Linked DNA regions of Homo sapiens: region 2 is linked to region 1. The links are chromatin contacts, found by Hi-C or POLR2A ChIA-PET in ENCODE. All regions are on one chromosome and are shown on one strand. The core of a region is the stretch at or near the end of the contact, and the rest is flanking DNA. Distances in the headings are between cores, read along the strand shown.

Region 1 (2,725 bases), core at 226-2,725:
GCACTGGCATCTGATTAGATGGTGTCCATCTAGATTAACAGTGGGTCGAACTTTCCCAGCCCACTGACTCAAATGTTAATCTCCTTTGGCAACACCCTCACAGACACACCCAGGATCAATACTTTGCATCCTTCAATCCAATCAAGTTGACAGTCAGTATTAACCATCACTCATATCATATATTTTCTTATTCATGCACTTCTTTATATTAGACACCTGATCATGCCAAAAGGCCAGTCCATAGTTCTTTTGCTTTTCAGTCCTTCCTTACGCATCGGTGAGTCCCAGGTCGAGAGTAGAGGTAGAATTCGTGCACGTAAAGTGCGATGAAAACGGGCAAGTTCACTTTGTGCAGCATCTGTTTTTACCAGCGTGGTTCTGGTAAAAACAAAATCTATATGCATGTATAAGCTATGAAGTACAAATTGCATAATTTCTGTGATTCCACATATGAGATCAGTGCACTTATATTAGTATTTAAAACTGGCATTGCACAACGTAAAGATGGATGGTGAACTTCATGCTAACAATTTAAATCTAAATTTTTCTTGGAATGATATTAAATAACACATAAAAACACTATGAAAAGAGAGAAACTGAGAGGAAAGAGAAAGTTTTATATTTTATGACCTCAGAGGCACTTTCTTTCTGTTTTTTGAACAAGGAAGCTCCGCACTTTTCTCTGAGCTCCACAAATTATGCAGCCAGCCTTGCAGCAGGCAACACATCAAAGCCTCTTTCCTGGGGGTCTAGTGAGGGATGTAAAACACAAATATGTTAATAATATACAATATAATGTCACTAACAGTAAGTGCTGTGCTAAACAAAAGCCAGGATGGCTACAGCAAGCCGGAGGGGAGCTGAGAATTAGATGTAAATTCTGAGGGATGGGAAGGGCCCTAGATTTTAGGGCGTTGTGCAGAAGAGTAACCAGATCTGCTCTACGTTTCAGGAAAGGAAAAAAAAATTCCCTCTGGCTGCGGTTCCGAGAATAGCCTGGAAGGAGGCAGGGGTCCCGGCTGGAGAAGCGTGGCTCCGGGGTGGGGCGTGCAGGGCTAGCCCGGGCGGGGGACGCTGCCCAACAAGCAGGTTTGCGGAGACTCACACCTTAGATTCTGAGTTTTTAAGCTTGTTTCCTCAGAGCAGGGAACTCACGAACGTTTCGTGAGCACCTACGGTATGCAGGGTACGGTGCGGAGCCCTAGCGTCACTGACGACCGGGACAGCCGAGCAGCTGCAGGATCCGTCGTGTTCCCCAGCAATTTTAATATTTAAAAATTCGTTACTGTTGCTGTTACTTGTTTTCTATGTATTGGATGTCTTCGTGAAGAACCCTCAAAAGTGCAACGAACTCCTCCCTGCCAGAGGGCGGCCGCGCGCTCTGAGTACAGCTTCCCGCGGAGCCGGCCAGGTCCTCCAGGGCACCGAGAAAGCCGGCCAGAACGGCGGCGCCCTATCCCGGCCGCAGCGATGTCTGACGGCGCCCCGGAACTGACGGTCTGGTACGCAGGGGCGCTCGGCGGCAACGGCGGCTTTAAACGTCATCGCGGGCGCGACGCCTGAGGGACAGTCTGGGGTTTGGCTGTCCGGACGGTGCAGCGGCGAGGCCGGCCGCGAAGATGCCAGTGGCGGTGATGGCGGAAAGCGCCTTTAGTTTCAAAAAGTTGCTGGATCAGTGCGAGAACCAGGAGCTCGAGGTAACCCTTTGCGTCGCGCTGGGAGAAACTGCGGAGTAGTCTTAGGCCCTGGGGCGGCACCAGTTTCCAGGGTAACGGGGTCTGAGGCTAGCGGGCTTTGGGAGCTCACGGGGCGGGCGTGGGAGGTGGACGTGTGGATCCCTGACCGCCGCAACCTGCTCCGACCGGGCCCGGTCTCCCCGAACTCGCCGGGACCTTTTTGTTATGTGTCTTCAGCTTGTGAGCCCGAAAACCCTGTGCGTCTTTGCTCCAGCACCTACCGATGAGCTCATATTAATTAGGCATCTTTCCTTCCCAGTATCGGGTTGGGAGAGGGTAGTAAAGTGGGTTTTATTAAAGATCTTGGTATACACACACACACTAACACACACACCGCAACTCACACGCACACCAAGAAAAATGTGACCATTGTAACCTTTTTTTAACTCACAAAGCCTTTCTCGTAATGTTGTCAAGTTAGCTTGCCATTTTGTCTTCAGTAAGACAGATGAAAGTTATGCAGCTGTTAAAGTTAATGTTTTTCTTAGACACTTAAAAAGGGTTTATATCATTAGTTTTAAAATTAAATAAAGGAGACAACATCCAGAAGCAGCAGCTCACTAATAGATAATAGATACTTTCCAGTTGAGTTAAAATGGAAAGAATTGTCTTTGCAACGCAGCTGTGGTGATTTTCTGTCTCTTATTCAGGACGCTTGATGTAATGGGCAGAATCAGAATGCTTCAGGAATCTGTCGAATTTGTTTCTTATAATAGTAAGATCATTTAAATGGGAATTTGAGAACTGGGGAAGGGGATCCACTTACATATTCTTGAATGTATAAAGAAACTGAAGCCCAAAGGGAGATAAATCAAAGCTGATGACGAATATAAACTTAATACTCAGAATTTTCGTGTTTGATACTTCTCTAAGCTGTTTCTAAATCTATAATAGGACTATAAGATTACTTATAGTCTTAGACTAAAAAGGCTTACTTTTAAAATTAGCATTTATAAAATATTATTTTAAAAATGAAAGTTAAAGGGTAA
Region 2 (2,700 bases), core at 120-2,619, 580 kb after region 1:
TCATCATGGCCCCCTGAAATAAAGTCTGCCTTACCATCTTCACAAAAGGAGAAAGAAAACACAACCCTCATGCTATGGTTCCCCGCCTTACCATCCTTAATGACTCCCATAGCTTCCGGGATACATTTTAAAGCCATATGATGGCACCAGGGGCCTCTTAGCCCCCTCCTTCCTGCCTCTCTCCCATGGGGGTCTTACACTCCAGTTGTACCGAGCTACTGAAGAGCGTTTCCCATCATTTTCCATCCTTCCAGCCTCAGTTCCCCCTCCTCCAGGAAGCCCTCCCTGACTTCCTCGGCTGGGGTAGGAACATTCACACTAGCTGCTTATTATCCTCACAGCATTTTTCCTGAGGTTTAGCTTACAAGAAGTCTTTCTGTTGAATAAATGAAGAAATCAGCAACAAGGGTAATTGTTGCTGAAAGAAAATATTTATTATATTAAACGTAATACATGTTTATTATAGAAAAATAATAAGGAAAATTCAGGCAATAGTAGAAAATAAAAATTATGCCTCATACTTGACCAAGCACAATACCTGTTAACATTTTGTTTATTTTTCTCCATTCTTTTATCTGTGACTTTTTTTTAACATAGTCTCAATTATGTGTCTCTAAATAGCGCATTTTTAAAATCTCCTTTTTTTAAGGAAAGAAATAAGCGTAACTCTTGTATCAAATGCTCTGTAAAAATGTTTTAATGGCCACAAAATATGGCTTTGAGGATGCACCATCACGTCCTCACTTCCGTATTGCTGGACACTGAGGCTTTTGTGTTTGTTTACTGCGGTGAATAGCATTGCAGTGAACATCTTTAAGAGTGAGGTTTTTCTACTTCAAATTATTTCCTTAAATTAGAATATTAGAAGTGCAATTTAAACCCCAAACCTACAAACACGGTTAAGGACCTGGAGCTTTGCTTTCCTGAAAGGGTGTATCAGTTTACACTTGCATTTGTGTTGTCTGAGAGTGTCTTGTTCATCACAGGATTAAGTACTGTGATTATCTCAGCTTTGTAAATTTGACAGCTAAAAACTGGCAGCTAACTGATTCTTAGGTATCTCAAGTTCTTTTTCAAATCGTCAAAACGTGTCTTAGAGTGAGTGTTGATATTTTCTTGCTGATTTGTGGATTGCTTATTAACCTTTTTCATAGTTGTTGCAAATATTTTTTTTCAGTTTAGATTAGGAACTGAATATCTTCCTCATGTCTTTAAAGAAATATGCCTGACCAGGTGCTTGATAACCCTAAACGGAGTTTCCTGCCGGGCTTTCTCTTGTATGATGTTGAGGCCGTCACGGTTTGTTGAGCAGAGGAGTGAGTGCTAAAAGCTGGAGTTCAGCAGAACCACAGTGATGCCTCCACCCCGGGTAAATGCTTAACCACACTCCTCCCTGTAAAAATAACGGTGTCATTAAACATGGACCGGCTGTTCCATGAGCTCATTCCTAGGAAACAGTGGCTGAGTAGCAGAAGCCTGACCGGTCTCCATTTCCGCCCAAATGTGGGATGTGTGCACGTGGCATAGAGCCTCGCACGTTGCTTTTGGGAGAATCAGCTTGAGTCAACTTCTGGCAAAAGATTGGGGCCGTCTTTGGACAGATTTGAATATTAGACACCATATCATCTAATGAAAACCAGCTGGGAAGAGTCAGTTTTCCTGTGTTCTTGGGCATTTGACAAATGGTGGGAGATAGTTCTAATTTTAGAAAGGAAAACGTAATGCATATTCTCATGATGATTTGTCAACTGGATATTTTGCAGAGAGGAAAACGTCTGAAATGTCCCAAATAAAGCTATCTGCTGTCATGAGAACACAGCTGGCAGGGCAGAAAGCAGTGTCGATCAACAGGAGGTCGTCCTGCACCGGGACGTCAGTGCCCCGACACCTCGGTGTGTCCCTTGGCTGTGTGGCCTTGGGCAGGTCACTGGTCAAGCCTGAGATAATGACATTGGTCTGCTGGGGAGCAGCGGCCCTAGGCCAGATGTACTAGGAGGCCCCTTCCTGGCTGTGATTTTAAGATGGAGGGGAAAATGTTTATTTGTTCTGTGAAAGCCAGGGGTGGGGTAGGACAGAGCCAGCAACACCGACAGCCCATCATGCTGAGCCAGAGGTCTGCTGAGCTGAATTGAAGCTGTGTCAACTACAGTACGTGCCTCACCGAGCCTCAGTTTCCACATTGGTGCTGTGCAGATGATAATACAGACTTTGCAAGGCTGTTGAGACTTACCTGCACTAAGACATAGAAAGTGCCCAACACAGCGCCTGCAGGGCCAGCACTCGGTGGCAGTCTAAGGAATGTCTGTCACAGCGCTCCCAGATGGCAGGTCCTGCCTGCCTGGGCCCAGCTCTGGCTGTGTGGCTCAGGACTATGGGACCTCTGCAGGCTGCGTCCCCTGCCTGCCTCAGTTTCTGCGTCTAAGCTAGAAAGCATGATTGTTCCTCCCCGTGGGGCCGTTACGAGAAGCAAGCACATGGAAGCGTGCCAGGCATTTTCCGAACGTCTGGAACATCCTCAGCGGCAGGGTCTCCTCCTCCCTCTCCTCCTCCTCACTTAGAAATATTTTCCCTGGGAGTCCCACGGAGGTCGTGAAGATGACAGAGGCTGCTGGCACTAACAGCTGTGTGGGGCAGCCCAAGCCCCTACTTTGAAAGTTCCATTCCATCCCTCGCATTTCATCTGAAGAGCGCTATGTTCTC

Evidence for each region. A loop is a pair of places that touch in the nucleus more often than their neighbours do. ChIA-PET counts read pairs that join two places held with the same protein, here RNA polymerase II (POLR2A). Pooled maps may share reads with other maps.
Region 2: a loop to region 1 is called in a map with no recorded cell type, with 3 times the contacts of the local background. The contact joins the enhancer-like site here to the promoter of COPS8-DT in region 1. A Hi-C loop is called at or near these places in 1 of 168 maps with a recorded cell type or tissue (endothelial cell of umbilical vein), 2 of 37 single-sample maps with no recorded cell type and 8 of 50 pooled maps. POLR2A ChIA-PET finds 5 or more read pairs at or near these places in 1 of 52 experiments (Panc1).

What each region holds. Positions count from the first base shown.
Region 1 is chr2:237,084,346-237,087,070 of GRCh38, forward strand. COPS8-DT (COPS8 divergent transcript) reads right to left here and starts at 1,476. Exons shown (of 3, transcript NR_187934.1): 1 at 1-1,476. It overlaps COPS8 (COP9 signalosome subunit 8), which reads left to right and starts at 1,544. Exons shown (of 8, transcript NM_006710.5): 1 at 1,544-1,697. The coding sequence starts at 1,620. RefSeq lists enhancers at 590-1,484, 1,125-1,674, 1,485-2,379.
Region 2 is chr2:237,668,367-237,671,066 of GRCh38, forward strand. All of the region lies in intron 1 of LRRFIP1 (LRR binding FLII interacting protein 1), which reads left to right. Among named protein-coding and RNA genes, the nearest start is that of LRRFIP1, 42 kb to the left of the region's middle. Within about 2 kb of position 1,370, at least 19 of the 41 ENCODE cell types and tissues checked have a DNase peak (open chromatin) inside an H3K27ac peak, as active enhancers do.